Linked DNA regions of Homo sapiens: all the other regions are linked to region 2. The links are chromatin loops, found by intact Hi-C in ENCODE. Cell type or tissue: IMR-90. All regions are shown on one strand. Region 1 has its middle 91 kb from the start of ADGRA3. Region 2 overlaps KCNIP4 (potassium voltage-gated channel interacting protein 4). Region 3 has its middle 160 kb from the start of MIR12115.

Region 1 (8,000 bases), 820 kb before region 2:
GGGAAGCTGAGGCGGGTGGATCACTTGAGGGCAGGAGTTCAAGACCAGCCTGGCCAGCAGGACAAAACTCCATCTCTACTAAAAATACAAAAAATTAGCTGGGCGCGGTGGCTGGCGCCTGTAGTCCGAGCTACTCAGGAGGCCGAGGCAGGAGAATGGCGTGAACCTGGGAGGCGGAGCTTGCAGTGAGCTGATATCACGCCACCACACTCCAGCCTGGGCCACAGAGCAAGACTCCATCTCAAAAAAAAGAAAAAAGAAAATGTAAATTACTCCCAGCACTTTGGGATGCCGAGGCAGGCGGATCACGAGGTCAGGAGATCGAGACCGTCCTGGCTAACACGGCGAAACCCCGTCTCTACTAAAAACACAAAAAATTAGCCGGGCGTGGTGTTGGGCGCCTGTAGTCCCAGCTACTGGGGAGGCTGAGGCAGGAGAATGGCGTGAACCCAGGAGGCGGAGCTGGCAGTGAGCCAAGATCGTGCCACTGCACTCCAGCCTGGGCGACAGAGTGAGACTCCGTTTCAAAAAAAAAAAAAAAGAAAGAAAATGTAGATTACTTCTGTACCTGTCTAAAACTCCCCATGGCTTATACTGCACCCCTGAAAAATCCAAAGCCCTGACCATGATCTGATATTCCTATACGGTGTGGTCCTGACCTCCTCTTTCATCCCATCTTGGGCCATTCGCACTCACAGGGCAACCACAACACCCTTGCCCTCTGTCCTTCCACCTGGCCAGGCCCATTCACGTGTGAGGGCCTTTGCACCCACTGGCCACGTTCGAAATGCTCTGCTTCCAGCCCTTGGGTTCCTTGTTGTCATTAAGATCTCAGCCCTAGTAGCTTCTCCTCAGAGACATCGTCCTTGGACATCTATTTAATGTAACCTTCCCACTCTCTCTGATGTCTTCTATTGCATCACTGTTTTGGTGTTTGCATCATACTTGGCACCACCTAAATTTTTTGTCTGTCCAATTTTTTCCTTGTTTGTTATCTATCTTCACCCATATGAATGTAAGTGCCTTGAGAACAGAGACTTGTCAGAGCCGTTTGCCCCCTAGCTCAGTAGGTGCTCAGTAAATACTTCTTGGGTGACTGTGTTGCTTATTAATTCTTCCAGCTGAGATAATAATCTGGACATGAAAATAAAATGTGTTTAAGCAAAATCTTGATCATGGGAATGAACATTTCAAGGGGAAAATGAATGGAGTTTGGTGTCTAAATATAGGAAAGGAATGAGCAATCTAAGACAAGGTTAGCGTGAGGTTCTCAGGGTTGCTGCAGAAAGGTGATACTCTTGGCAAAAATATAAAGGTTGTGGTTAAAAGCCACATTCAGTGAGTATACACTACATGTCAGGCATTACATATTTTTCAGAACCCCATTGGGTAGGCGTCATTATCTCTTACAGATAAGAGATTGATTCAGTGACCCCAAGTTTTTCAGCTGGGTATCCTATTCCAGTGATTGAGGTTGACTTGGTTAAAAGTACTGATTTAAGATCAACTTACAGTTGCAAGCATGGATGGGGGTAAAGATGTACTGTCTGGTCTTCAGAGCTACCTCTCCCCCATTTCCCAAGTTACTGGGCTGAACTGGATGTGGGATATGCATCTCACAACCTACGTTGGCTCACAGGTTCTTTTGCAAATTGGTCTATGCACCTGTAGATTCCTCCAGGTGTCCTCCTCATTCTGAAACAGTCCAGGGTGGGCAACTGGAAATACCTTGAAGAAGACGCTGAAGAGAAAAGTGCCCGGATAAAGGTAGGGGAACCTGATTAATGGAGCAGAATGACACCTGTTATTTTGGAGACAACCACCCGCAGGGTGATAAAACCCCAGAGAAAATAACTGAAATGCAGTACATGAAAATGTTTTGCTTCCATCTTTTTGATCATCCATCTGATAAGTTACTACCTAGAATATGGAAACTTGACTTTGCTAAAAATGAGTTCTATGAGAGAAGCCCAGAGAAGACAATGCTACTGATGCACCTGGAGAGTTGAAGATACTGCAACCGAACACTCAGGTGGTCTCTCACTGGTGGCAGGAAACAAATGTTCTTCTTCAACATAGAAATCACCATGGAGATGGCATTATAGAGCTAGCATCTCAGTGATAAAAAGCCGTGGGGACCAGGTTCCTTGGTCCCTGGGAGTTTATCAGCGGTTGAAAGATACCCTGAGCTTGCCCCCTTTCACCCCTGATCCAGCTAACACACACAGCTCCGCAAGGGCTGGCTCGTTCTCCCAGATTTGCAGCTGTGGAAATGCCAAGATTTAAAATAAATTTTCTTGAAAAAAACCAACATCGATGGAGTGAAGATATTATTACTACATAACCACCAAGTCTTGGTATATGTGTTTCTAACAGTAGTGTGGAGGCAGAAGTGAAGATAAAGATCCCATGAAGATAAGGAGATTTGTTGCAAGGCTGGCATAAAACCTGAGCAGATGATCACAATCTCTGTGTGGTTTATGCTACCTGAGGAGAGACCCAAAGTCCAGGCAGTGCTGGCTTACATCATTGTTTTCCAGGAGCAAGAGCCTAGTACTTTGGTCATTCCAAGTATTTGGGATTGTTCAGTAGAGCATCAGTTCTTGGTACCCAACATATATTATTTTAAATTGGAGAACTGAAGCAACCAAAGGTGGGGTGATGTCCTCATTCATTCTAACTAGAGTTGACTCTGGCACATTTGGCTACCTCAAGGTAACTCGGTACAAAGGATTGTATTCACTTGGATCTGATAGCAAGGAAACACTCCTATAGTTACAGATGTGATGTCACTGAGAGGCAAGCATGGGTTAGGTAGTGAGAGACATACTATTTTGGAGTTGGACAAGACTGGATTTTAATCCCATCTCCAGCAATTAATTGCCCATTGTAAAATGCTAAGTTTAATAAAGATATGATCTCAACCACCTGTCAGAGCCGGAGTGAGGATTAAATTCAATTATTTTGTGCAGCACCTGGTGCATGTAAAGCCCTCAGTCCATACTCATTCAAAACTCACTCTTACCACACAGCCTCTCCCTCCAGCCTTGCTTCAGGAGGTCTCCCGTAACTGAGGGAGAGTGGAGCCCCTGGCGGGACTGGAGACAAACAAATGGACTTTCCTTGCCAATTGAAATAAAGACAACCCTCTTTGCTCAGGAGGAAGCAGGCTCCAGGGACTTGGGAATCTCAAAATATGGTCATGAGTCACAGGTGAGACAAGAGGGTCTTCCCACAGGTCTGTGAATTAATCCAGAAGTGCAAGTCTTTTCTTTGGTTTTTACAGATGAATGGTACCCAAATCCATACACTCTCAACTTGCTACAGTACTGGCTATAGGTGAGTTACTAGTGGCCTAAAATGATGGAAGGCCCTAGGAAAATTCCCTGTGTGGCACTTGAGACTTCCTTACCCCTTCTGTGGACAGTCGTTATCCCTTGTGTGGGGAGTAGATGGAATTAATAAGCTGTGATATTATTTCTGGGCAAGGTGCAATAAGACGTGTTTGTTCCTCCCAAGGTGGAGATTACAGAATTGTAGTGAGGGAAGGGGGTGATAATACAGCATCCAAGGAATGTTTAGAGAGTTATACTTGCCTGCTTTTTGACATGTGTGTCTCTAGAGAAGTCTAGGTGGACTCCTGTCCATCAACATCTCAATGTAAAAGAGCATTGCTGTTGGATGTCATCACCAGTCCCCTTCCAGGTCCCTGCAGCTATTGTGGTTAGCATTGCTGTTCCCATGGCTCAAGTGGCTTTGGACTAGTAGGTAATGGGTGGGGGAAGAAACAGCTCCCCTCCCCTCCCCCACCCCACCCTACCCTGTGTATATTCCACTTCCTGAGACTTGGGCTATGCCTACAGGAAGTAACAGAAACCGTTGGTGTGCCCCTAGCTCCCTCCCCTCTGCCAACTGCACAGTTGCACTTACTGAGGCTGGGCTGCAGGTGGCAGGCACCCCTCTGTGATCCTGCCATGGCCAGAGGAACTCATTCTACACCAGCTCTTGGGTGTAAAGTTGTACGGATACTGAAGACTTCCATCCTCAGGCCAAAAGGTCAGGATCAGTGCAGCTTATACCTGCGCTCACAAAGAAAGAGAACAAAAGGAGAGTCCGTGGCCATGGCTGCCTCCAGTACCCATTTAATTGGCATCTTGAATCAAGTAGAACTGTTTTTAGGAGAAGTAACCCATTTTGGAAACCCCAAAAACCTTCAAAACTTAGAGTTAATGAAATAATATTCTAAAAATAAAGTTGATAAAATGTATCTGAATGCATGCATACATAGACCTTGCAAATATCCATTTGATGCTCGCTTAGTTTCGTTAGGGCTCTATTCACTCTGACCTCATCATATGACAACCCACTTGACTCCTGTCTTCCCTTCTGTCCTTCTACTTTGCTGCTAGTGTAATTCTATATTCTTCATTTGCATTCTTTCTCAGAATGAAATCCTGAAAAGCAACCCCATTCGGTATGGACTCAGAATCCCCATGGCATGATCTGATACCACAGGCAATCTCTCTTCCTAACTCAGGGCCCAGGTAACACATGGTAGTGCCAGAGTGTGAGCTGCCTGCTCTCCGGTGAGGGTTAGACCAGGCTTTGGGGAGCTGCCTTGAGTATAGCTGAGTTGTCAAATATGCAAGTGACATAAGCCAGAGGGGCCTGTGTGTCACTCAAAGGTGCTGACACAAGCCAATCTGATCTGGGACCAGTAAATGTTTAATCCAGTGAGACGAATAGAATGCATTCCTGCCAGTGCCCCTACTGCTCTTGCACATGGCAATGCTGCTCCCAGGACTCAAGTGGCTTTGGACTAGCAGGCATTGGCATGTTGGGCAGGGTTGGGGGCAGCTATATGCTGCTTCCTGGAAAAGGACTGTCACTTACATCACAGCCCCCAGCTTCACCTTATCTTCACTCAGATGCCCTCTCAGACTCCTATTCTGCTACTTTTGTGCCTCCTCTTCTCTCTTCATCTCGCTCTCTCTCTCCTCCTACCCCTTAATAACTGACCACTCTCCATATTTTCCAGTCTACAGCCCAAAAGGGAGATGGACACATTGTTTTAGCTAGTTACTCTCTACCCACTTGGACAGTGTCTCTTGCTCCAGGTCCCCTCATTGGTTGCCCACTGGCCTATGGATACTATTAATTGAATTAGCATCCACCTCCGTCACTGCTTATGTGCACAGGGCCTGTTCCCATGGTCATCTTAATCTGAAGTTGGGAAAGCAGCATTATAAATGATGTGCCCAGTACTTAAGGAAAATCAGAGAAGAAAGGCATAGAGACAGGATGCATTCACATTTTGGAGAAACCTACTATATGGCAGACACTATATGTCAGGTACTGTACTAGGTACTTTATAACTGCATGTATCTAGTTAATACTCAAAAAGACTTATCTTTTCCCAGTATCAGAGTTTGCGAATCAGAGGGCTGATATTTTAGCATGGCTCCGGGTTAAAGGGTCCAAAGAGGCCTCCTGCCCAAAGTTAGGATTGCCTTCTCTGAGCAACAGAATTCCCACAAATCTGTGTAGTCTTAGCTGAACAGGATTAGGGTTCCATCTAGTTGTAGTGTGTTCCTTTTCTCAGCCTTGTTTGTGTGCATAGACACAAACATACACCATGGACACTTCCAAAGGAAGAGTGAGTATAGGAAGACACAACTGGGATCTCTTACTATGGTAAGACAGAGTGTTTGGGGTCCTGGATCCCAGCCAGTGCCTTCACTTACATTTCAACATTTCCAAAATAGTTCTTGGAATTTCCACTTTAAAAATGAGAAAACAGACTCAGGAATGTTAATGGACTGTCTGTAAGAGTGCTAGCTGTGCCTTCCCATATTTATTCATCTCTTAACATTGTCTTGCACTCTAGCCAGACTTCCAACCAACTACCCACACCTGTGACTCTACCTGAGTGAGTCCACCCTGCCCGCCTGTAGAGCAGACTGGAATTGCCACAACTCTCCCTGCAGAAACCTTCAACCACAGCTGATAGTGTAGCAGGACGAGCCGCAGACAAAACCTCTCAGACACCGAGTAGTAGAAGGAAGGGCTTTATTCAGCTGGGAGCATCGGCAAGCCATTGCCTTAAAATCCGAGCTCCCCGAATGCACAATTTCTGTCCCTCTTAAGGGCTCACAACACTAAAGATTTCACATGAAAGGGTCATGATTGATTTGAGCAACCAGGTGGTACGTGACAGGGGCTGCATGCACCGGTGGTCAGAGAGAAACAGAACAGAGCAGGGAGTTCCACAATGTTCTTCTATACGATGTCTGGAATCTATGAATAACATCGGTTTCTAAGTTATGAGTTGATTTTTAACTACCGGGTTTAGGCCAGGCAGACCCAGGCCCGGTTTCGGGCCTGGTGCCGGGCTGCCTGTCTTTGGTTTTGCTTCCTTGTTGTTTTTTCTTAAAACAGGTACTGAGTATAAAACAATATAAAACAATATGAGAGGGTCTCTCTCTTCCCTCATTCCCCCCTTTTGAGACTCTCACTTTTTATTAGTGGGAGTTCTCACTCTTATTTTTGCTGCTTATGTCTCTTTGTGTAATAGATTGATAGTGATTTATATAGTACACTTGTGTTGATGCATTTTGGTGAACTAAGGTAATGATGAAGCTTTTTATCATTTGAAGAAGTACAGATAGTAAACAAGGGAGCAGTAAGCAGGTTCTTATTACTATTATTACTTTTATTATAAGAGTTTTAAATCCTCTTATTGCTGGGAACCAATTTTTAAACATGGCTCCTGGATTGAGTCCGTGTCACACTTGCATGGTTACATGTGCCAGTTTTGTTATATTTTTAACTATATTTTTAACTACTTGCCTTTGATTATCTATGTGTAGACAGTAATTAGTAAGGTTAAATTGTTCACAAACTTTTCCTTCAGCTGCTAGCAAGTAGTCAAGAGCTAGTCTATTTTGATAGATAGCATTTTTCATCTGAGTCTCTTGCCGGGCAAGAACAGTCAAGGCTTAACCAGTTTTATTAGTAATAATTTCTAAAACAGCTTGTAACCGTATGATTTGCTTGAGCATGTAGATGGGGGTCCGATATCCCCATGAGCCATCTTGTATCCAAGTGGCGGGTCCATAGTATTGTATGATTTTTTTTTTAGGAGGCCATTTATCATTTTTTAAATTACCTATGGCTATGCTTCGTTTTCTCTTTTTTTTTTTTTTTTTCCGGGAAGCATAGACTGGGAAGCCCCGAAGTTCACCTGTCTTTATGGACAGTAAGAAGAAAGATGGCTTAATGGTGCCAGTTACACAGCTACCTGTCCACTGATCAGGCAGCTTAGCATAAGCTTTGTGTCCACATATCCAGTATAACCCGGTGGGGGCCATCCAGTCCCGGTGGAATTCTGGATGGGCCTAAACAGTCTGCAACTTTGGAAATTTCCTGAATGGATTTATTTCTGTGTAATTGGAACTCCACAATGTAACTGTTTTTGTGGTACTGTTATGCAGCTTTTGCCCAAGACAACTAAGCTGCCCTACAGGATGAATGAATCCTTTTTCTTTTTTAGCTATGTAATACTGTCTAATAATTGAGACTTTTAGAATCTAGAGATGATCAGAGTGATCTTTTGGGCTGGGAATTCATCAGGAACTGGGTCTGTAGGAACCTATTCTCGGGCTTCCTATGGCCATTGATCTCCTGTTACGGTCCCTCTACAAACATAACATGAGGTGACTTGTAGAGACTGGGCTACGTGTTCGGCTAATTGCAAAAACAAATTTTTAGTTTTTCTTGGAATCTCAGGTACTGGCACATTTAGTTTATCATAGAAAGTCTGATATACTGGTTCTGGAGAGCGTTTTTGAACCTCTCCTTCTATTAGGATGCTTACACTAGGATCTAGTCCTTTTCCATCAATGCCTAATGTTACATGTGTTTTTAATTTTACTTTGGGTCTGAGGGGTTTGTGATTATCAGTTTTAAAAGGCTGCAACTCCCACTCATGCAGGAGGGGC
Region 2 (8,000 bases):
AGTGGCCCCTGACAGGATAGAATTAAGTGAAATCTGAGATGATCCAATCAATGTTATCTTCCCCTGTGGTATATTTTCTTTTCTTTTTTTTTAAATTATACTTTAAGTTTTGGGGTACATGTGCACAACGTGCAGGTTTGTTACCTAAGTATGCATATGCCATGTTGGTGTGCTGCACCCGTTAACTAGTCATTTACATTAGGTATATCTCCTAATGCTATCCCTCTCCCCTCCCCCTACCCCGTGACAGGCCCCATTGTGTGATGTTCCCCACCCTGTGTCCAGGTGTTCTCATTGTTCAATTCCCACCTATGAGTGAGAACATGCGGGGTTTGGTTTTCTGTCCTTGTGAGAATGATGGTTTCCAGCTTCATCCATGTCCCTACAAAGGACATGAATTCATCCTTTTTTATGGCTGCATAGTATTCCATGGTGTATATGTGCCACATTTTCTTAATCCAGTCTATCATTGATGGACATTTGGGTTGGTTCCAAGTCTTTGCTATTGTGAATAGTGACACAATAAACATACGTGTGCATGTGTCTTTATGGCAGTATGATTTATAATCCTTTGGGTATATACCCCTGTGGTATATTTTCATGTATTTTTTCCTTAAGTGGCAATTGGGCCCAGACCTGGAAGACAATTTATATGGGCAGATTTTGTATGATTAAATGGAATTAAATATTTTCACATAAAAGGAGGATTCAGGTGGTATTTATTTCTTTTCTGAACTCTGTCTCTTAAATTATAAGATATGTGTTTGAATTTTATTTTGTTTTTCTCTTATTGAAAAAACTACTTGTCAGGCCGGTCATGGTAACTCACACCTGTAATTCCAGAAATCTGGGAGGTCGAGGTGGGTGGATCACTTGAGGTCAGGAGTTCAAGACCAGCCTGGCCAACATGGTGAAATCTTATCTGTACAAAAATTACAAAAATTAGCCGGGCATGGTGGCACACACCTGTAATCCCAGCTACTGGGGTGGCTGAGGCAGAAGAATTGCTTGAGGCTGGGAGGTGGAGGTTGAAAGGTTGCAGTGAGCCGAGATGGTGCTATTGCATTTCAGCCTGGGTGACAGAGCGAGACTCCATCTCAAAAAAGAATAACTACTTGTCCAGAACGTGTCAATGTGCACAGGTTTCATGATAATTCCTCCTGAAGAACTGATACTATCTTATATTTGCTGGGTATACAAATTTCCATTGATATATGGATAGATTTCTTTTCTCAGAAACTCATTTTAGGCTTTGGTTTTTTTAAAGGTACAACAAAAACTGGGACTGCCCATGAATGTTGACTATCCTTACCTCAGTTTGCTTCTCAGGAATGGAAAATTTCTGCCCCCAAACACCTAAGGCAGTAGCTTTCCTTCTCTCATCTGTTGACTCTGAGCCAGAGGATTCTTTCCAAATTTCTCTCACATACTCTGAGCATTTAGAATATTTAGAATAGTGCCCTTGACTGTCATGTGTAGTTTTCTAGGTTTGGTATTTACAAAGAAATAGGAAACTATGGATGCTTCTCAACATTACAGGAAGACATCCAGTGGGTAGTTTGGTAAGTCATAACCCTTCACAATCAGAGATTCTCCTCCATAAAGTTAGAGAGGTGGTTAAACCTGGGAATACAAATCTATGTCTGCAGCCCTGTGCAGTCTCAATGTGGGAAGTCTGGGCTTTTCTGTCTGCTGGCCTCAGCCATCTCCAAAATGCCCAGCTGTGAAACCAAGTCCTTAAACTTCCTCCGACCTCCACCCTCACTCTTGGTGCCAGGCTTCTGTTATGCTTATTCTCCATCTAGTGAGTTTTGCAAACTTCTGTTATCCATGACCACTTTCACACGTATTGACATTTACACACAGCATCTGTTCCATTATTTACTTAATAGTTTTCTTTAAATCAGTAAGTTTTGACTTCATTTATTTATGAGGGCAATTTTATGCCATTAGCACACACTTCAAAATCTATATATGCCATTATTTTATATGTTAATATAAAAATTAACATCACAGAAGCAGAGTGTAGTGGAAATTCTCATGACTGACCATGTCTCAAGTTCTGGGTTAGTATTTTGGTAGAGCTCCATAACATCTCCTTGCTGATTCCTTCAGCTAGAATTTGTTGTGGGCCTGCCACATTCTAGACACTGGGAATGGAGGGGGATAAGACAGATACGGTTTATGTGCTTGTGAAACTTAGGGTCTATTGAGAGAGAGAAACAAGAGAGATAAATAAGCAACTAAGCAAGCCAACCCTTCCCACCACGAAAATCAGAAAGCAGTGTCTCAAAAAAACAGAGAGAGTGTAGGGATGAAGAGTGCCTATGAGGTAGGTTTTTTTTTTTTTTTTTTTTTTTTTTTTTGAGACGGAGTCTCATTCTGTCACCAGGCTGGAGTACAGCGGTGCAATCTCGGCTCACTGCAACCTCCGCCTCCCGAGTTCAAGTGATTCTCCTGCCTCAGCCTCCCGAGTAGCTGGGATTACAGACATGCACTACCACACCTGGCTAATTTTTGTATTTTTAGTAGAGAAGGGGTTTCACCATGTTGGCCAGGCTGGTCTCAAACTCCTGACCTCAGGTGATCCGCCCACCTCGGCCTCCCAAAGTGCTGGGATTACAGGCATGAGAGGTAGTTCTTATTATTGTTTGCTTTCTACAGCTGAGGAATGGAAATACTAAGTATGTTAAGGAACCTACTCAAAGCCATAAAAGTAGGAAAAAGCAGTCAACTTTCCTCCAGTTAGGATGAGTGTGGACACAGACATCTTACTCACCAGAGTGAGTCCCGCGGTTGTGTTTATCTTCTCTGCCCACATAAATTCTTGTTTTTGTCTTGTTTTCTGCAGTGAACAGGAATTTCTAAAAGCAGCACCCTTCCCATTCTTCCTCCTTTTCTTCTTCAAATTCTCACTTGTCTGCTTTATTTTCCAGTTACTCAAATGCTATAGAATGAATGTCCCCTCTACCTTCTGCCCCGCAATTCCTGTGTTGAAATCCTAACCTCTAATACCTCCTGATGGTATCAGGAGGTGGAGCCTTTGGGAGGTGACTCAGATATAAGGATGAAGCCCTCATGAATGAGATTAATGCCCTCACACACACAAAATAACTCAGAGCTCGCTTGCCCCATTCTCCAGCCTTGTGAGTATACAATGAGAAGTCAGCAGCTGCAGCCCCAAAGAGAGCCTTCACCAGAACCCAAACATGCTGGCAATTTGTCCTCAGACTTCCAGCTTCCAGATCTGTGAGGAATACATTTCTGTTGATAATAAACTGCCCAGCCTAGAGTAGTCTGTTATTGCCCCTTAAACTAAGATACCAAGAAAAATAGCAGTCTTTGTAAAATGATGTATTCCAAGATATAACTTTTTTTTTTTTTTTTTTTTTTTTTTGTGGAGTGCGCAGGCAAATAAAGGAGCCACACATTTCAGTTGAATGAATGCAAGAGTTAAGCATTTTTAAAAGTTACAAATTATGAAGATTGTGATGCTACAGAATGATACCTTTTCAGCTTCTGTTGTCATTAACTTGGAATTATAATGGCTACTTTGAGTATTGAAAATGAGAATATTGTGCAAATCGGTCATTCCACCCTTCAAGGATATGGTTAGGGTTCTTTCTAAGATTATAAGGCAATGATTAAGCTGGATTATGCTGAAGCATCTTTCAGAATTGCAAAGGTACTTTATGAGTACAGTGTGGAAATTTTAAGTTTGAGGATAGCGCCCTCTTCTGGTTGAAAGTTCTCTTTTTTTTTCTTAATGTGTTTTCTATTTCATATTCAAATAGAAATATAATACAAAACTTGTCCTGGGAATTAATTTTTTAAAAAATTTAAAGTTGAGAAGTGGAACATAAGTTGTCATAATGTGAGGTTTTGGAAAGGTAAATCCCACCTCTAAAGCCTCCGAAATTCCTCTCCTATTCTGGTGTATGTGAAATTTGAGTGTACTCTGTAACATACTCTAAACACAAGATACAATGAGTGTGTGTAGAGTATCGTATTAAAGTGGTTGCTTAGATTTCCAGCATTGATGAAATATGTTTTTAATCGTAAGTAATTTCGAAATTGTTTTAAGGATTGAACACACTTATCAGGGAATGATTGTTGAATGGCTGATGCTATTTCCTATGAAAATGAGAGCACAGTGCTTAGTTTGTATCATTTTTATTTCTTCTAGCCTCTCATTCTCTCTTTCCATGGCTTAAACTTAATACTCACGCAAGCAGTATGTGGTTTCTTCCCAGCCTCCTCTCATTTGCCCATCCACATAATGGCTTTGCCTGGAGCTCTTTCCGTTAAATGACATGCTGAGGCAGCTTTTCATGGCAGTTTCATAACCAAAATAATATTTCCATGCTTTTCCTACTGTCAAATGTATATGAAGATGGAAAATGGGAAGAAACCGGACTTCAGTTCTGGGTTCCTATTCAAATCAATTTCCTTTAAAACAAACGCAAACTGAATCTGATGTTCATTTTCTTAAGTAATAGTTTGGAAGGCCCAACTTGGGTGGGTTGCCTTAGACATCATGTTTATTTAACTAGAAGGAATAACATAAGGTTCTGCCTCCCTTGATTTCTTCTTTGTAAGAGCAAGCACAAATATCTTGTCTTTTATTGGCACAAAAACAATAATCTACACAGAAATTAAATCTTTTGTTTATGCTGTTTTAGGAAACGATATAAGAAACTTTGAATGTCTTGACGATGAGCTAACTAGGAAAGACACATCCTGTTCTTCACACAGATGTAGCAAAGATGTTACGTAGTCTTAAACCTCCACCCCTCTGTGACCCAGTTGCTGTATCTAATAATAATACAGAAATTTAGATTTTTAAAAGAAGTACTTACTTTTTGTGAAGCCAACTGCTTACTGAAAAAGAGACCATGTTCCCTACTGGCCTTAGAATAACTGTGTAGGTACCGCCATCTAGTGGTGGTTTTGCAGACTAAAGCAAAAGAGGTTTCCATTGTCTAATTTGAAGTAGCTCTCTTCTATTAGAGATAAATTGTCAGCTGAGATGAAATGCTGCACCTGAAATTTACTTACATTTTAAATTAAACTTTGAAAGACACAATCATTCCCAAAGTAAATGAAAATTTATACAACTAAGATTTCTTAAAATCCTCTGTGGGAGGTGGCATGAAACCCAGGGCGGGTAGAAGAAACCTTGAACTTTGGAATTTGTTGAGTGTGAGTTGTAATACCTGCACCAGCTGTGTGGCTTGAGGCAAAACACATATCCTCCCTTGAACCTCAGCTAGACTTTTTTTTTTTTTTTTTTTTTGACAGAATCTCGCTCTGTTGCCCAGGCTGGAGTGCAGTGGCACAATCTCAGCTCATTGCAGCCTCTGCCTCCCGGGTTCAAGCAATCCTTCTGCCTCAGCCTCCCAAGTAGTTGAGACTACAGACGCGCGCCGCCACGCCTGGCTAATTGTTGTATTTTTAGTAGAGACGAGGTTTCACCTTGTTGTCCAGGATGGTCTTGATCTCCTGACCTCGTGATCCGCCCACCTCAGCCTCCCAAAGTGGTGGGATTACAGTTATGAGCCACCACAACCGGCCAGCTAGACTATTTTTACAATGACAATGACATAAGCATATCTACTTAATGGGTTGTTGTGAATATGTCAGGGGCTCATGTAGGTCGGGCTCAAGGAATGGTAACTATTTTTATAGTTATTCTGCATTAAAGAACTAAAACATCAGTATTTGTAGGGATTTTTCTCCACATCAACTGTAAATTTCTTGAGGGTGGAAGCTGCCTTAGCCCGCTACCCTTTGGATCTGAGATGCCTGGTGACCTGCCTGAGGCAGAGTAAATGTTTGTAGAATGCATGCATCTTGTTCCATCTTGCAAGCCAGGCTGTAGATGAGGTTAGAGGCTGGGGGTGAGATTTCTTTGCATTCCTCATAATTCATAGCATAGAAGTTAAAGTAATTGATTAGAACATTTGTTTATGAATCTTTGATGAATATGCTGAAACTTGTGCACCATTTACTTTGTCATTTAGCTATGTGTTAATATATCCTTCAAGTAAGGAAGTCTTTAATCCCAGAATTTTTTTTTTCATTTTTCATTTCCCATAAAAATCTCAACTCCTTGTTTATATTGTCCATTGCTTAATAATCTCTAATAGCATTGCTCTTGAGTTTATATGAAATTGCTCTGTGGAAAATAATATGGCTACTTCTTCTTCTTTACCTCCCAAATTTTGAAATGTCCAGTGTGGTTTACTTGCAAAAGAGTGAATGTCTTCTGGTTGAAATTTAATTGACAAGGCCTGCTGTTGGCTTCTGGGACTTGAGTTTAATTTTCTTTTGGGAAATGTATCAAGCGGCCTGCCTTCAAAGCCATCTCTCTTTTTTTTTTTCTTTTTATTCATTTGCTCCTACCTGGAGCAAGAGACAAATAATCTGAAGGAATTTTCCCATGGCACATTTGATTGGTATATGCTTCCCCCACTAGAATGTCAGCTCTGGAAGAACCGATATACAATTATATGCCAGTGTGTAGCAGAGAATCAATGTCTAATGTTGAATGAATAAGCACATAGAGAAAAAAGGAACAATTAATGATGGAGGCAAAAATGCAGATTTTTAAAAAAATTTAGTTTTTAAAATACAAGATCTGCCCAATATGGTTTCAGCTGTGTGTGAAACGTTATAATGGGAAGGCAAGCAAATCAGTGAGAAGATCAGTGACTTTGGAGTCAAATAGCCCTAGGAACAAATCTTGGCTCTGCCATGTGCAAGGACTATGTGTAAATTAATTGTTTAGAACTTCAGCTTCTTATATGTAAAATTAGGATAATAATAACTTCTTCATGGGGTTGTTGTGAGAAATAAATGACAAAGAGCATTTAGTATAATATCTGGAGTGTACTGAGTTTTGCTGTGTGGGCATAAATGAGAGAGCATCTAACCCTAGTTGGAGAGACCAGGCTTCATTGAGGAGGAGGTGTTTCAGCTGGAGTTTGACAAACTGGAATGAATGCAGTAGATTATAGTCCAGTAAGAAGAACTAACTGAAATGCTTGGGACCAAAAGTGTTTCAGATTTCAGATTTTTAAACTTGAGAATAATTGCATATGCATCATGAGAATCTTGGGAATGGAATCGAAGCCTAAACACGAAATTTATTCGTGTTTTATATGCACCATGTACACATAGCCTGAAGGTAAATTTAAACATTTTCAAATAATTTTGTGCATGAAACAAAGTTTGTATTAGGTACTTATGTGTGGAATTTTCCACTCATGGTGTTATGTCGGGTGTTCAAAAAGGTTTAAATCTTGGAGCATTTTGGATTTTAGATTTTCAGATTAGGGATGCTCAAACTGTCTATACACATATTTATCTCGTTTTATCACTGGCTTATTTGGTTTACCTTCACCTGGCAGAAATGGTTTCCAAGTTCTTAGGCTAGAGACATAACCTTTATTCTCGATCATATGAGGTACTTTCTGATAGAGGCTAAAAGAGTTACTCTCGGCGGGGCACGGTGGCTCAGGCATGTAATCCCACACTTTGGGAGGCCGAGGCGGGCGGATCATGAGGTCAGGAGATGGAGACCATCCTGGCTAACACGATGAAACCCCGTCTCTACTAAAAATACAAAAATTAGCCGGGCATGGTGGCGGGTGCCTGTAGTCCCAGCTACTCGGGAGGCTGAGGCAGGAGAATGGCATGAACCCGGGAGGCGGAGCTTGCAATGAGAGGAGATCAGGCCACTGCACTCCAGCCTGGAAGACAGAGCAAGACTCCATCTCAAAAAAAAAAAAAGAGTGACTCTCTATGCTGGTTTAAAATCACTCAATGTAGACAAATAACATATAAATAAATAAACATACAGCCTGGGTACAACAGCTACACCAATTGAACCAAACTCTCTGGGAGTACTTGCCAGTATGGCAATAATAAAATGACTGATCAGATTATAACAGGTGTTGGCAAAAATGGAGAGAGATAAGAATCTTCCTACACTGCTG
Region 3 (8,000 bases), 570 kb before region 2:
TGAAGTGAGTTATGTGCATGTGAATTGCTCTCAGTACTGAAATGAAAGCAGAAGGAACATGTATCAGTTAGCTATTACTGTGTGCTAACCCCTACCAAGATTTAGTGGCTTAAAATAAGAATTTCTCACTGTTCTCTTAATCAGGTGGACATTTCTTCTGGTCTGAGATGGCGTGGCTGATGTCTAGGGTTAGCTGGCTTATTTCTTGGTTGTGGCTGGAGGGTCTAGGAGAGCTTCAGCTGAGATGCTATCTTTGCTCCACGTGTTCTCTTATCAGCAGGCTGGTTTTGAATTTTTTCCTATGGTAGTCCCAGGCTTCCAAAGACCATCCAGAGAGTAAACTCCAATGCACAAGCACTTTTCAAGCATTTGCTCCTGACACATTGCTAATGTCCCATCCACTAAAGTAAGTCACATAGCTAAGCCCAAATTCAAGGAGTAAAGAATAGACTTCATCTCTTGATGGGAAGAACTGTAAAGTCATAAATGAGTGTGCATACAGGATGAGAAGACTTTATGATGTGGCCATTTTTACAATTTGCTATGGGTTTCTGAGTTATGATTAACTGAAGGCTCTGTTTTCAATATGGTGCATGAGGAGACTGGATAACAAATTAACAGTTGGGAACTGGAAGTGGAAGAAAGTACAACAGGATTAACAAGAAAAGCAGCAGGATAAAATACAGGAAAACAATAAATTTACATAAATATTGATTGCCCTGCAAATTTACTTAACTATTATCATAAATTTCTTGTACATTCTTTTCTGTGTACATGATCATGTTGCCTACAAATAATGACAGTTTTAAATTGTTCTTTTTAGATGCTCTTTATCAAGTTGAAGCCATTTCATTCTATTCTTTTTTTAATGTGTGTGTGTATTTATATGTATGATAGATTTTTAAAAAATTTCAGCCTTGATTTTTGATACAGGAAGTACATGTGAAGGATTGTTACATGCATATATTACACCCAGATAGTGAACATAATACCAAATAGGTAGTTTTTCAACTCACACCCATCCTCCCTCCCTCTCTAGTCTAGTAATCTATAGTGTCTATTGCTCTCATGGTTATGTCCTTGGAAAATCAATGTTTAGCTCCCAATAAGCGAGAATATTCATTTGGTTTCCTGTTCCTGCATTAATTCCTTTAGGATTATGCTCTCCAGCTCCATCCATGTTGCTGCAATGGACATGATTTCATTCTTTTTTATGGCTGTGTAGTATTCATGGTGTATATGTTCCACATTTTCTTAATACAATCCACCATTGATGGGCACCTAGGGTCTATTCCATGTTTTTTTCTATAGTGAATAGCATGGCAATGAACATATGAATGCATGTGTCTTTTTGGTATAATGATCTAAATTCTTTTGGGTATATTCCCAGTAATGAGTTTGCTAGGTCAAATGGCAGCTCTGTTTTAAATTCTTTGAGAAATCTCCAAACTGCTTTCCACAGTGGCTGAACTCATTTGCATTTTCACCAACAGTGTATAAGCATTCTCTTTTCTCATCAGCCTCAGCATCTGTTATTTTTTGAGATTTTTTTTTTAATAACAGCCATTCTGGCTGGTATGAGAAGGTATCTGATAGTGGTTTTGATTCGCATTTCTCTGATTAGTGTTGATGAGCATTTTTCATATGTTTGTTGGCTGCTTGTATATCTCTTCTTTTGAGAAGTGTCTGTTCATGTTATTTGCCCATTTTTTAATGGGGTTATTTGTTTTGCTTGTTGATTTAAGTTCCTTACAGATTCTGGATAGAGCTTTGTCAGACGCATAGTTTGTGAATGTTTTCTCATAATTTGTAGGTTGTCTACTTCCTCCGTAGGTGGTTTCTTTCACTGTGTAGAAACTCTTTAGTTTTTGCTCTTCTCAAGGAGTATCTTTGTGGTGTTGTCTGTATTTTCTGAATTTGAATGTTGGCCTGTCTTGCTAGATTGGGGAAGTTCTCCTGGATAATATCCTGAAGAGTGTTTTCCAACTTGGTTCCATTCTCCCTGTCACTTTCTGGTATACCAATCAAACACAGGTTTGGTCTTTTCACAGAGTCCCATATTTCTTGGATGCTTTCTTCATTCCTTTTCATTCTTTTTTCTCTAATCTTTTCTTCACACTTTATTTCATTAAGTTGATCTTCAATCTCTGATATATATATGTTTTTTTCTGGTTGTTCGATTCAGCTACTGATACTTTGTGTATGCTTCACGAAGCTCTTGTGCTGTGTTTTTCAGTTCCATCAGGTCATTTATGTTCTTCTCTAAACTGGTTACTCTAGATAGCAATTCTTCTAACATTTTTTCAAAGTTCTTAGTTCTCTTGCATTGGGTTATAACATGCTCCTTTAGCTTGGAGGAATTTGTTATTGCCCACCTTCTGAAGCCTACTTTTGTCAATTTGTCAAACTCATTCTCCATCCAGTTTTGTTTCCTTCCTGGCGAGGAGTTGTGATCCTTTGGAGAAGAGGCATTCTGGTTTTTGGAATTTTCAGCCTTTTTGCGCTGGTTTTTCCTCATCTTCGTGGATTTATCTACCTTTGGTCTTTGATTTTGGTGACTTTCAGATGAGGTTTTTGTGCAGACGTCCTTTTTGTTGATGTTGATGCTATTCCTTTCTGTTTGTTAATTTTCCTTCTAATAGACCTCTCTTCTGCAGGTCTGCTAGAGTTTGCTGGAGGTCCACTCCAGCCCCTTTTCACCTGGGTATCACCAGTGGAGGCTGCAGAACAGCAAGGATTGCTGCCTGTTCCTTCCTCTGGAAGCTTCCTCCCAGAGGGGCACCCGCCAGATGCCAGCCGGAGCTCTCCTATATGAGGTGTCTGTTGACCCCTGCTGGGAAGTGTCTCCCAGTCAGGAGGCATGGGGGTCAGGGACCCACTTGAGGAGGCAGTCTATCCTTTAGCAGAGCTCCAGAGTTGTGTTGGGAGATCTGCTGCTCTATTCAGAGTCAGCAGGCAGGAACGTTTAAGTCAGCTGAAGCTGTGCCCACAGCTGCCCCTTCCCCCAGGTACTCTGTCCTAGGGAGATGGGAGTTTTATCTATAAGCTCTTGACTGGGGCTAATGCCTTTCTTTCAGAGATGCCCTGCCCAGAGAGGAGGAATCTAGAGAGGCAGTTGGCTAAAGCGGCTTTGCCGAGCTGCGGTGAGCTCTGCCCAGTTCGAACTTCCGGGCAGCTTTGTTTGCACTGTTAGGGGAAAACTGCTAGCTCAGTGTCTGCCCAAATGGCTTCCCAGTTTTGTGCTTGAAACCCAGGGCCCTGGTGGCATACGCACCTGAGGGAATCTCCTGGTCTGTGGGTTGCGAACACTATGATGAAAGCATAGTATCTGGGCTGGAATGCACTGTTCCTCCTAGCACAGTCCTTCACGGCTTCCCTCAGCTAGGGGAGGGAGTTCCTTGACCCCTTGCACTTCCCAAGTGAGGGAAGCCCTCACCCTGCTTCGGCTTGCCCCCTGTGGGCTGCACCCACTGTCTAACCAGTCCCAATGAGATGAGCCCGGTACCTCAGTTGGAAATGCAGAAATCTCCCACCTTCTGCATTGATCTTGCTGGGAGCTGCAGATTGGAGCTGTTTCTATTCGGCCATCTTGCCAGCCACCTGGGTGGGTGAATTCGTGAGCTTGGTTTCATAGGCATAATTTTTGGTATTATAGTTTAGGCTGTTAGCCAGTAGATGGTGCTTAAGAGCAATGGCTGGTAGCTAGGTTAATACCCAGCCATGTCGTTTTTGTACTTCCTCTTGTTTTCAGTCCTGCTCTGTGGTAGGCAGAGGAGACAAATGGCCTCCTCACCAGGTCCTCTCTGGGCTTTGGGGAAGTCCCCAAGGATCAATGGTGCTGCACCTGCATTTCTTTTCTTAGGTGTTCCAGGCTGCAGTATCCCCTCAGGCAGAGGCTGGCAGGGATATATTCCACATCTTTCTGGACTGGCCCTGCAGAGGATGGCATGCACCACTACTGCCCCCGCCCAGGAACACATGCTTCTCACCCCTCTCACTGCTCTGATGGTGGGGGCTGCTTCTCTGCTTGAGGGCCGGCCACAGATCTCAGCTCCATACTCCTGAGCTGCATGTTGCAGCCCTGGGGCACTGGGATGTCCTGCAGCTCGGGTTGGGATTCTGGATCTGATGTATTCCTGGGTTGCCAGGAAAGTGCTCAGGTGCAGCAATACTGGGCTGCAGGGGCTGCACTGTGCACCAGCTTATGCAGCACAGCTTGGTATGGACCCTGGGAGGGGCCAACGAGCAGGAGGGCCTGTAGAGCAGACATACTTCAGTCCCATGGGGAAGCTGCCCACTCTTTCGTGGCTGGAAGGTCAGCTGGGGCCCGTGCCTCCTGGAGGGGTGTGGGGAGCCCTGGGGGATGAGTGTCTATGGCCACATTCCCTAGAACTGCCCAGCACACAAAAGCTCCTATACTTTGTGCTGTCTGAAGGCCTGGCAGTCTTTGCTTGCTCCCCGAGGACATCCCCTGCCAGTTCATGCATCCATGGGGACATGAGGTCCCCTATAGCTAGGATCCCAGAGGTCCATTCTGAGAGAGAGCCATTCCTCAATTCCCTCACTCACCCCTTTCCCAGTCGACAAAGTCAGGAACCATTCCCTGGGTTAAGGTATCCGGTGCAGGGTTCCCCGCGACCTCCCTCTTCAGCCTTGGCTTTAGTCTTGCCTCTCCACCCACTTTTGGCATTTTCTTTCTGAAGATCTGCCCAAATTATGGTGGTTTACTTAATAATCTGATCCCTCTGGGTGGGAGCAGAACTTTTTGGCTGCATCCAGTCAGCCATCTTGTCCCCCTCCTCGTTCTATTCTTAAGGTGGAAACTTTGTTCATTGGTATTAGGTCTTTCTTTTTACCTAGGATAAGCATTTAGAGCTATACATTGTCTTCAAAGTTCTGTGTTAGCTTCATCCCTAAAATTTAAAAAAATTGTCAGCCATTTTGAAATATTTTCTAATTTTCCTTGTCATTTCTTGTCTGACCCTTGCATTGCCTAGAAGTGTCTTAGGAGATTTTCTAGATATGACTATTGTTATTAAATTCTAATTTAGTTTCTTTTGCATTAGAGAACATACTTTGTATGCCCTTAATCCTGTCAAATTTGAAACTTATTTTATGCTGAGCATGTGATCTACCTTGAATATTTTATAAGCATGGTAGAGAATGCGCATTATACTGTTGCTGGATGTGGTGTTCTGTAAAGGTAAATTGGGTTAGATTTTCAGTGTTGTTCAAGATGTCTGTACCCTTGTTGGTTTCTGTCTACTTTTTCTCTCAGTTGCTAAGAGAAAGCTTTAATCAAAATTTTCTATCTACTTCTCCTTTCTGTTATGTTGTTTTCCTTATTAATGTATTTGAAATCTTGCAACTACATGCATGCAAACTTAGGACTGTTGGGTCTGTTATGAATTAATAATTTTATTATTTAAAAATATTTGACTTCATTATTGGTAATATTTCTTGTATCAAAGTCTATTTGACTTCTATTAATATAGCCTTTCCAGTTTTCTTTTCTTTTTTTTTTTTTTTGACAGAGTTCTGTCTGTCACCCAGGCTGGAGTGCAGTGGCAGGATCTCGGCTCACTGCAGTGTCTGTCTCCCGGATTCAAGCGATTCTTCTGCCTCAGCCTCCTAAGTAGCTGAGACTATAGGCACATGCCACCATGTCTGGCTAATTTTTATATTTTTAGTAGAGACGCGGTTTCACAATGTTGGCCAGGATGGTCTCAATCTCTTGACCTTGTGATCTGCCCGCCTCGGCCTCCTAAAGAGCTGGGATTACAGGTGTGAGCCACTGCACCCGGCCCCAGTTTTCTTATTATTAAATTTTTCATATATCCCTTTTTCCATCTTTTTATTTTAACCCATCTTTGTGTATTTAAAATGAATTCTTCAAATATATCACATATAGTTGAATCTTGCTTTATAAAAAATACAGTCTGAAAATCACTGCCTTTTGTTGGAGTAGTTTATAATTTAATATTATTAATATTGCTGGGTTAAAATCTTACTGTTTGTTTTCTGTTGTCCCATTTCTAGTTTGTTCCTTCTTACCATTATTCCTGGCTCTTTTTTTGATAGGGTATTTTTAATATTTCTTTTTATCTTCACTATTGGTCTGTTTGATCTTTTTTCTTTTTTCTAGTGGATATCTCAGGGTTTGCAAAATACATATCTAATTTCTTTCTTTTTTTTAACTTTTATTTTAGGTTTGAGAGTATTTGTTATATAGGTAAACTCATGTCACAGGGGTTTGCCGTACAGACTATTTCATCACCCAGGTATTAAGCCTAGTACCCATTAGTTATTTTTTCTGCTTCTCTCCTTTCAACCACCCTCTACTCTCAAGTAAACCCCAGTGTCTGTTGTTCTCTTCTTTGTGTTCACAAGTTCTCATCATTTAGCTCCCACTTGTGAGAACATGTGGTATATGGTTTTCTGTTCCTGTGTTAGCTTGTTAAAGATGATAGCCTCCAGCTCCATCCATGTTTGCACAAAAGACAAGATCTTGTTTTTTTTTTATGACTGCATAGTATTCCATGGTGTATATGCACCACAGTTGCTTTATCTGATCTGTCATTGTTGGGCATTTAGGTTGATTTCATGTCTTTGCTATTGTGAATAGTGCTGCAATGAACATTTGAGTGCATGTGTTTTTATGGTAGAATGATTTATATTCCTCTGGGTATGTACCCAGTGATGGGATTGCTTGGTCAAATGGTAGTTCTCCTTTAGCAATTTGAGGAATTGCCAAACTGCTTTCTGCAATGGTTGAATGATTTATACTCCCATCAACAGTGTATAAGTGTTCCCTTTTCTCCACAACCTCACCAGCATTTGTTATTATTCATTGGTGTAAGATGGTGTCTCATTGTGGTTTTGATTTGCATTTCTCTAATGATCACTGGTATTGTTAATTTTATGCCTTGATGATCTGTCTAATACTGCCAGTGGCAGTTGAAGCGTCCCATTATTATTTTGTGGGAGTCTATGTCTCTTTGCAAGACTCTAAGAATTTGCTTTATGAATCTGTGTGCTTCCATGTTGGATGCATATATATTTAAGATAGTTATGTCTTGTCGAATTGAACTCTTTATCATTATGTAATGCCCTTCTTTGTCTTTTTTGATATTTGTTGGTTTAAAGTCTGTTTTGTTAGAAATTAGGATTGTAACCCCTGCTTTTTTCTGTTTTTCATTTGCTTGGTAGATTTTCCTCCATTCCTTTATTTTGAACATATTTGTGTCATGAGTTTCTTGAAGACAGCATAACATTGAGTCTTGCATGTTTTTTTTTACTCCAACCTGCCACTCTGTGCCTTTTTCATGGGGTACTTAGCCCACTTACATTTAAGGTTAGTATTGATATGTGTGGATTTAATCCTGTCATTGTCTTGTTAGCTAATTACTGTGCTGGCTTGTTTGTGTGGTTGCTCTACAGTGTCACTGGTCTTTGCATTTAAGTGTAATTTTGTATTAGCTGATCATAATTTTTCTTTCTATATTTAATCCTCCTTTCAAGATCTCTTGTAAGGCAGATTTGGTGGTAATAAACTCCCTCAACATTTGCTTATCTGAAACAGTTCTTATTTCTCGTTTGCTTATGAAACTTAGTTTTGCTGGATATGAAATTCTTGGCTGAAGTTTTTTCCTTTAAGAATGTGAAATGTAGTTCTCCAATCTCCTCTGGCTTGTAGAGTTTCAGCTGAGAGGTCCACTGCTAGCCTGATGGGGTTCCCTTTATAGGGGACCTGCTCTTTTTCTTTCATTTCAACCTTAGAAAATCTGATGATTATGTGTCTTCAAGATTATCTTCTTGTGTAGAACCTTGCAGGAGTTCTCTGTATTTTCTTAATTTGATTATTGGCCTCTCTGACAAAGTTGGGAATATGTTCATGGACAATATATTGAAATATGTTGTTCAAGTTTTTTGCTTTTTTCCTATCCCTTCCAGGGATGTCAGTGACTCATAGATTTGGCCTCTTTACATAGTCCCATAAT

What was found. Peaks named below come from ENCODE experiments on the same cell type or tissue, not always from the same donor. Only the 100,000 strongest peaks of a DNase experiment are listed, where the experiment ranks them.
Region 1: a loop joins it to region 2, with 10 times the contacts of the local background. A loop is called at or near these places in 10 of 110 quality-filtered maps.
Region 3: it touches region 2 in a loop (8-fold over the local background); 11 of 110 quality-filtered maps call a loop at or near these places.

Annotation. Positions count from the first base shown.
Region 1 is chr4:22,603,477-22,611,476 of GRCh38, reverse strand. No RefSeq gene overlaps it. Among named protein-coding and RNA genes, the nearest start is that of ADGRA3, 91 kb to the right of the region's middle. In IMR-90, a CTCF peak has its summit at 3,946 (motif pointing right); no DNase peak of the experiment used is centred here.
Region 2 is chr4:21,786,367-21,794,366 of GRCh38, reverse strand. The region is part of intron 1 of KCNIP4 (potassium voltage-gated channel interacting protein 4); the gene reads left to right. Among named protein-coding and RNA genes, the nearest start is that of KCNIP4-IT1, 63 kb to the left of the region's middle. In IMR-90, CTCF peaks have their summits at 3,728 (motif pointing left) and 4,935 (motif pointing left); a DNase peak (open chromatin) is centred at 4,926.
Region 3 is chr4:22,353,100-22,361,099 of GRCh38, reverse strand. No RefSeq gene overlaps it. Among named protein-coding and RNA genes, the nearest start is that of MIR12115, 160 kb to the left of the region's middle. In IMR-90, a CTCF peak has its summit at 3,672 (motif pointing right); no DNase peak of the experiment used is centred here.